Linked DNA regions of Homo sapiens: regions 2 and 3 are each linked to region 1. Evidence: chromatin contacts called from ENCODE Hi-C or POLR2A ChIA-PET data. All regions are on one chromosome and are shown on one strand. Each heading gives the region's core, a stretch centred on a gene start or an enhancer-like site at or near the end of the contact. The rest is flanking DNA. Distances are from core to core; before and after follow the strand shown.

The links. Hi-C counts contacts between places; a loop is a spot of excess contacts on that map. ChIA-PET counts read pairs that join two places held with the same protein, here RNA polymerase II (POLR2A). Pooled maps may share reads with other maps.
Region 2: a map of Caco-2 shows a loop between it and region 1 (1.8-fold over the local background). The contact joins two enhancer-like sites. A Hi-C loop is called at or near these places in 2 of 168 maps with a recorded cell type or tissue (Caco-2 and endothelial cell of hepatic sinusoid). POLR2A ChIA-PET finds 5 or more read pairs at or near these places in 2 of 52 experiments (AG04450 and common myeloid progenitor, CD34-positive).
Region 3: a pooled map shows a loop between it and region 1 (1.9-fold over the local background). The contact joins two enhancer-like sites. A Hi-C loop is called at or near these places in 2 of 50 pooled maps. POLR2A ChIA-PET finds 5 or more read pairs at or near these places in 2 of 52 experiments (AG04450 and GM12878).

What each region holds. Positions count from the first base shown.
Region 1 is chr1:99,684,315-99,687,059 of GRCh38, forward strand. PALMD (palmdelphin) reads left to right here. Exons shown (of 8, transcript NM_017734.5): 4 at 2,362-2,476; 5 at 2,616-2,649. Among named protein-coding and RNA genes, the nearest start is that of PALMD, 40 kb to the left of the region's middle. Within about 2 kb of position 1,422, at least 14 of the 41 ENCODE cell types and tissues checked have a DNase peak (open chromatin) inside an H3K27ac peak, as active enhancers do.
Region 2 is chr1:99,564,731-99,567,475 of GRCh38, forward strand. No RefSeq gene overlaps it. Among named protein-coding and RNA genes, the nearest start is that of LINC01708, 78 kb to the left of the region's middle. Within about 2 kb of position 1,346, at least 2 of the 41 ENCODE cell types and tissues checked have a DNase peak (open chromatin) inside an H3K27ac peak, as active enhancers do.
Region 3 is chr1:99,620,338-99,623,082 of GRCh38, forward strand. No RefSeq gene overlaps it. Among named protein-coding and RNA genes, the nearest start is that of PALMD, 24 kb to the right of the region's middle. Within about 2 kb of position 1,379, at least 2 of the 41 ENCODE cell types and tissues checked have a DNase peak (open chromatin) inside an H3K27ac peak, as active enhancers do.

The sequences.
Region 1 (2,745 bases), core at 172-2,671:
AAAACCTAAAATATTTGGCATCCGGCCCCTTATAGAAAAAGGTTGCCAGCCCCTGTATTGTCTCCCACTAGAACATAAACTCCTTGAGCTCAGGGACTTTGTTTTGGTCACTGTAAGATCCCCAGCACATAGAAGAGTGCCTGGTTCAAAGTAGATGCTAAGTAAATATTTTTAAAAGAATGAATGAATAAAGACAATGAGTTTTATTGTTTGTTTGTTTGTTTGTTAGCCCAGATCTCACTCTGTTGCCCAGGCTGGAGTGCAATGGTATGATCATGGCTCACTGCAAGCTCGACCACTCGGGCTCAAACAATCCTCCCACCTCAGCCTCCCATGTAGCTGAGACCACAGGTGTATGCTCAGCTAATTTTTTTTAATATTTGTAGAGACTGAGGTCTCACTATGTTGTCCAGGCTCATCTCTAACTCCTAGGCTCAAGCAATCTTCCTGCCTCAGCTTCCCAAAGTGCTGGATTATAGGCATGAGCCACTTCTCTCAGCCCAACACTGAGTCTTAGTGAGGTCAGGTGACTTGTCTAAGGTCACACAGGAAGCTGGCAGATGAACCAGGTTTCAAACCCAGGTCCACCTGATTCCACAGCTAGGCCCTGATGTGCAAGAGCTGCTTGAAGCAATGATTTGAACCTTCTTGTTTTCTACCAAAAGGCTTTCCTTTGTAGACTGTCTCTAACAGGCAAATTAGGTAAGCACCCTGTGGGACAGGGGATGAAAAAAGAAAGACATACAGTATGTTGCAGAAAACTTTTAAAAATTATATCATAACATATTTACATCTGATATCAACCATATTCAATGTACTTTCATATACATCATCTCTTAGTGTCACCACATATCTGTCTGTATATGGTAATGAGCGTAATCTGTAATTATGCTCATTACACACATTACAAAACAGAGTTTCAGAGAGGTTAGGGGAACTGGCTTTCACAAGAAATGAGTAGCAGAGACAGAATTGAATCCAGATTTATCACTTTTAGTGCAGAGCTTTCCCCTTTACCAAATTGGACCAACATATATCCCCACAGCTCTGCTGAAGGGTAAAAGTGCTGCCATGGATGTGGAGGAATTTTAATAAAATGGCAGTCACAGTTCAGTCACTTCTAAGAAACCAGGGGCTACTCCATTTCACTTAGAGGTCTGTGGCATACAAGAAAACCTCCTCAGTTATAAACGGCAATCTACCAATGGCCAGAGGCAGCAGCAAAGTAAGAACTTTGAAACTGAAGCAATGAGCAAGAGAGCTGTCAAGCTGACCACATCTTGGGCTTTTACTGGTGTGACAATAGTGCAGCATTTTTGAGCTGCCAGGCCCATGACCATCTTCAAGAAGGAAGCCAAGAAAACTGACAGTTCTCTTAGCTGACACGAATATCCACAGCTGTCACCTCCTGGACCAGCTGCTGAATCTAATCAGCCATCCTCTGAGGCAGCTGACTTTAGAGCCTTAGTGTATTTGGCTGAGAAACCATGTGTGTTACGTGGCTGCCAAGGGCCAGCCTTCTGCGTGATTGCCAGTGTCTCTATGTTTTTATAGAGGAGAGGTCACGATGCTGCCCCCTGGAGTTCATTTGAATCTGACACGCAGCTGTACACTGGCCAAGATACCAGCTCAGAATGCTTGCAACAGTCTAGTTTCAAATGTCTGTCTCTTTGTTGCTGTAAGTTCCTTATGCTGTGTCAGGCCATGTGTGCCCTACCCCCCGCCCAGAAAATGTAGCCTCTATAAACAGCAGCAGTTGAAGCTACTGTACTATATTTGGTCCATTTCTGCATCTCTTCACCCTCCTCACTATAATATGGCCCAACTCTTAGGAAACTGAAATTAAATCAAAGTGTCATTTTCAATGGTAGAATATGCAAGAATTTTAAGTACTAAATGACTATGATTATTAAATCAGTTTAATAATTATAATGTTTTCTTCAAATAATTTATATGATGACTTGGATATGAAAACCTGATGAACTACATAATAACTACAAATGTACCATTCCTTTCGGTACAACTTTAAACTTATGTCTCTGTATTTTAAAAATCTCTTTTATTTGGAAATAACATTAGTAATTGCAATGAAGAACATGGAGCAAAGGTCAAATGCTTTACCTAATATATTCCTTTGTCAAAAAAAGAAAACTTGAAAATCGTTCAAAGTCGGGCATTAGGTATCTTCCATATATTAAGTATCATGCTTAGTGTGATGCTAAGTGTGACATTATATTCTTAGAAAGTGTCTGGCTACTTACATGCATATTCCAAGGAAACTTTATATATGGGGAAGACATATTTGAGAACTCCGCATTTGTACTGTGTTAAGCAATAAAAAGTATACCTTTTTGTTGTCAGGCTTGAGAAAGAGATCCAAGATCTTGAAAAAGCTGAACTGCAAATCTCAACGAAGGAAGAGGCCATTTTAAAGAAACTAAAGTCAATTGAGCGGACAACAGAAGACATTATAAGAGTGAGCATTAACCAATTTTAAAACTGTAATTCTCTCTCAAAATGAATCCACAAATACTATATAATTTTTCAAAGCATATCCACATTTAGATTCTATTTTTTAAACTGTATTAATCATGGAGAATTCTTTTTTCTTACAGTCTGTGAAAGTGGAAAGAGAAGAAAGAGCAGAAGGTATGTTTTTGAATAACTTATTTTATGTTAAACTAAGTTTTTTTGGTAATTTGAAATTGTTCCCATTGTAAATATATTCTAAATGTATTTTGAATT
Region 2 (2,745 bases), core at 96-2,595, 120 kb before region 1:
ACTGGTATCCCTAGCCAAAAGAAAACATACAATTAATAAGGTCTAGGATGACACTATCTGGTGCTTCAAATTAATTTTATAGTTTTTCATATACATTGTTTAGCACAATCAAGAATAACCCAACAATGTATTTTAAAACCAAGAAAAATAAGAGACAACAGTTCTAGAGCTACAGGGCACCTAGGTTATGAAATTTTTATACACAGACTTTAAGCATTTAATAATATGTCCAAAGATACAAGAAAAACATACACTAAGAACTTTAACTAAGAAAAAAGAAACTATAAAATAAAACCAAACAGATTTTCTGGACATGAACAGTATAATAATTGATACTAAAAATTCAATGAATGAGTCTAAAATTAGATCATACATAGCTAAGGAGAAAATTAGTGAACTGGAAGCAAAATTGGAATAAATAATCAAAATGAAGCATGAAGAGATTAAAGTATGCAAAATACAGAATAGAAAGTAAGAGATACAGGAGATACCATGAAGTCTAACTTTGAAATCCCAGAAGAAAAGCAAAAAGTGAATGAGGCAGAAAGAAGGAATTTTAAAGTTATAGAGAAAGCCTCTTTCAAAGGAATTAAAATCAGCTGGCTTTAGCAATACTTTCTGCAACAATCCATGTCAGAAGAAAATAAAATGACAGAATTCTCAGTCATGGCCCAAGAATTGTATAAGCAACTTAACTGCCATTTTCCTAAATTCAGAAGCAAACTGTGAAAGTTATTCTCTTTTAACTAAAAGAAATGAGCATTGAAGTGCATGATAATTATATTAATATGTTTTACATTTTAGTGATAAAATGGTTTTAATATGTTATTATGCTCTTCTGGACTTTAAATAACTTTTCACATATTATATATATATATATATTTTACTTTAGTACTTGTGAATATGAAGTTTATTAGCCTATAAAAATCCAAAGCAAAAAGTATCCTACAATTGCTTTAGGTAAGGTTTAAAATATACCTTAAGTTTCAAAGAACAAGACAGCAAATATTTGACATAGTCCTCAGTTAAATATTCTTAACAAAATAAATGTGACCAAGAGGTAGCTGAACTCCAGGGAATTTTTGCCTAGTGATGTGACACTGAGTAATCAACTGAAGATAAAATCAATGCCCAGGGAAATTTTTAGTTGTAAAAGCTAATTTTTAATAATAAAATATGTTCAAATTTCATAAAGTTTCTCTCCCAAAAGCTGCTGACAAAAATTTTGCAATCCCTGGGCACTACAGAAAGATGTCTCATGTGAGAGCCAATTAACGTAAGGTGTATTTGGATTCTGTTTGATATAGCATGAGATGAGCTTGATCAGACTAGTATTTAGCAGTGTGTGCTTTTGAAGTTGAGGGAAATTTGTTTATAAATTGCTTAACTCATTTAGCAATGAATATCTCTGGCATACTACCAGGTACCAAAGTTATCTGAAAAGATTCATTTACTTCTAAAGGTGAATCATTTACTACTCACTCTCTAGTTGGGTGAGGTCAGTATTGGTAAAACTTTTCCAATATTGTCTTAATAATATTCATTTCCCAGACTCATAGGAGGGAAAATGTACTCGGTACACACAGCTTCTGGATAATTGTGCTCTATTATATCAAGCTTGATGAGTTGGCTCAAAAAACAATATACATATGAAATTTCTTCACAATTCCAACACCTTGTAAAGGCCACTGGATTCCACATCCCTACAGGATTGACTTGAAGATCATTTCAAGAAGGGGGTCCTTTTAGATCATGTGGTAATGCTGTCGTTGTACAGAAAATAAAATTTAATGCTGAAATAATTATAGAGGCAACTCCATAATAGCAGTGATTTAGAAAATTATTCTCTTTAGGAAATTGAAATATTTTTTGAAAGCCTCATTGAAATCAAAGAGAAAAGGAAATAGAACTCTGAGCAGAGAAAAAGCAAATATCAAACCTACAGAGCATACAGAGCATAGTTCATGTGTGAGTACTAGCAGAAAAGAGGTCAACAACACTAAAACTAGAATCCAAAACAGGGTTCACCAGTCAGAACAAAAGTCAGACTAAGAAAGATAAGCAGCCCAGTCCAGAGTCATTCCACAGATAAGCATGAAACTATTAGATGAACAAGGATATTGGGCAATCTATCTCATGTATGAAAGGAGAACTGACCAATAGCTTTGGACTTTGTATGATGCCGATGTGGGTCAATATCACTCTGCTCTCACCAATCAAGGGGCTTTATCTGGCACTTACACACTGGCAGGACAACGTTTTCAATGTAAGTTCAGTGATTTTAGGTGTAGCCAAATCTTCCCTTTAATGCAAAGCCTTCTTAGTTGACAAACTCATTTGATCTGAATAGATTTTCAAAGATCAAAACATAGGATGAGCAAATAAAATAAACATAGGATCCAAATAAATATGTCAACCTATGGATTAAACAGTAGAATGGAGGGGAGGGAGTAAGAATCAGTGAACTGAAAGGTAGAATACTCGAAATTATTCTACCTGAAGACAGAAAATAGGATGAAAAAATAAAGAGACCAATTGGATTATAACAGGTCTAACACATCACCGGTGTTCTGGAAAAAAAAAAAGAGAGAGAAACAAAACAGGGTTTAAAAAGTATTCAATAAAATAATGGATGAAAACTTCTCAAATTTGACAAAAGGCATAAACCTACAAAGTCAACAGCTGGGAAAACCCCAAACAAGATCAACCTAAGAAAATTTACTCCAAGATACATTGTAATCAAAC
Region 3 (2,745 bases), core at 129-2,628, 64 kb before region 1:
TGCGGAGGTCATTACTGCTACAGTGGGACGGTAATTAAAAAAAAAAAAGTAGGTCCATTTCAAAGTCAGCATGTACAGTATAGAACACTGTGGCCTGAGTGATCACCCATCCAGATTTATATGTATAAAATATAGGTACAATTAAGACACTAAAAGTGTTTATAGGACTTAAAACTTTGCATACAACGCCCTTTTCTTATCCTGTATTCCAAACTTCACCCAAATTCTGCACATTAAGTATATATCAATGAAACTAAAAAAGAGTATTACTTTATGCCCAGTTTCTCTGCCATTAAGAACCACAAAAGGTACTAGGATGGGACAAGTTTCCTCAGAATAATCTGGATGGGTGAGCACTCAGGCCACAGTCTTCTATACTGCTCACACGGTCTTTGAAATGGGCCTGCTTTTTTTTTTTTTTTTTTTTTCAATTATCATCTCACAGTAACAGTAATGACCTCCGCAAAGGATAGTTCCTGAGGATTAACCACTTGGAAGCGGGGAGGATTTTAGGCGATATCAGCACTTCCTCCTCCTCTTCAGGAAATGCCAGGCCTTTACTTATGCAGAACTGCCAAAGTAATTTCGTTTCTAATTAGCCTCAACTCCCCACTTTTACCTGTGCACTGAAACCATAGTTTAACTAAAAAACAGTATTCCCAATTCTTCCCCCTCTGTTTCCCAAGTCTGTTCTGCATCACCAAGACAGTGATATATAGTGCTGAGAAAACTTGAAGAAAATTATCATTTCTCTTTTATGAAGAATTTATTTTCCTTCATTGGAGCTTTTTAGTAACACATCATGACTCTTTTCTGTAGTTGTTTCACCAGGTTTCAGTAAAGCTGCCTTGGTAATGAAGAAAGCAATACTATAATCAAATGTGACCGTGGGTGTCTGTCAGTCATATGGAAACAAAGAGGAACCTTCTGGAAAATAATACAAAAGGTAGTGAGTTCCCTGTGCAGGTAATTTGCCTCCAGGCCCCTAATCCCCCTCCGAGAGAGCATTGCCTTGCCTGGGCACTGGGTCTAGCACCTGTCGCTCTACGGCTCCACAGGACTCACTGAAAGATGCATGTGACTGAGGGCATCTGTTCTCCCACACTCTGGCTATGGTGACTGACCAGCTATGAAACAGGGATGACTAACAAAGAATGGAAGGCCCCATGTTTCGGCAGGCGTTTTAAATTTCAGGGAAATATCTGTGAGCTGGAAAGGAAATGCTGGGGTCCTGCACCTGATGAGCAGCTGATCACGCTCTCAATGTCATCATTATGGTGTGTCATCTAAGAGACGGAATTGAAATAGCTAGACTCTCTGGAACCAAAAGGTCAGACTCAGGCAAAATTAGCTTAGCTTGCTATATGGGTATGACTGTAATCCTTTGCGCTCCCCGGAGTACTTTATGGTCAAGGATCTTGGGGAGAGTTTGCCAACAATTAATCTCAGTAGAGGCCTGTGGGTTTCAGGACAAATCATATTACTCATTTACCTCTTTCTCATCCATAGCATACTCTCACATGTTGCTGCTTGCAGGGACTGAGTCTATCAAAACATATGTAGTAATATTACACCTTTTAACAAGTGATCCTATTGAGGATTCAGTGGTCCGTGCTGAGTCCGAAAGTGGAAAAGCACATAGCAGAGCTGGCCGTGAAGCAATGCCTTGACCAAGAGTGGGAAATGCACCAACATCTTGCCACCAAACTGCCCACCAGCCCCAGTTAGGGGCTTGAAATCCACACACCCAGAAAGCGGGTCTGAGACAGAACTGCCTTCTGTGAAATGTGCTATAAGCAGAATACTATTTTAGGTTCAAATCATAGTCCTGTGACTACAAAAAGGGAGAGAGAGAGATTAACCAAACAAAAGGGATAATTCCACAATCATGGTGAAAATGGCACAATTTTATCAGGAAAATTATCAGTAGTTTTTAATTGCCTGAAAGGAGACTCACAGAATCACAAGATTTTAGAGCAGGGAGCGGTCTTGGATATTATCTAGATCAATTTTTTTATTCTACCGAAATAAAAATGTAGTCTAATATATTTTCCTCAACAACCCACCAGTTAGAACAGGCAGCCAGGCACGGTGGCTCACGCCTATAATCCCAGCACTTTGGGAGGCCGAGGCGGGCAGATCACAAGGTCAGGAGATCAAGACCATCCTGGCCAACATGTTGAAACCCTGTCTCTACTAAAAATACAAAAATTAGCTGGGTGTGGTGGTGCGTGCCTGTAATCCCAGCTACTTGGGAGGCTAAGGCAAGAGAATTGCTTGAACCCAGGAGGCGGAGGTTGCGGTGAGCTGTGATTGCGTCACTGCACTCCAGCCTGGCAACAGAGCGAGACTCTGTCTCAAAAAAAAAAAAAAAAAAAAAAAAAAAAGCAGGCTTCCATTGAAGGGGAGGGAGCCAGGCAGATCCGAGGGGTGCATAAGGCACTTCTTGAGGAGGGCAGACCTCTGTGGGATTCCCCATGAGCAAACCCAATGCTAGGATCAAGATGCTGAAAAGAGAAATGAGAGTACTGGAAGGGCAAATAGAAGCAAAGCAAATATGACATTGCTTCACTTCCCAAGTTCTACTAGACTTTAAATTCCGGCTGGGTGCAGTGGCTCACGCCTGTAATCCCAGCAGTTTCAGAGGGTGAGGTGAGTGGATCACTTGAGGCCAGGATTTGGAGACCAGCCTGGCCAACACAGTGAAACCCCTTCTCTACTAAAAATACAAAAAAAAATTAGCTG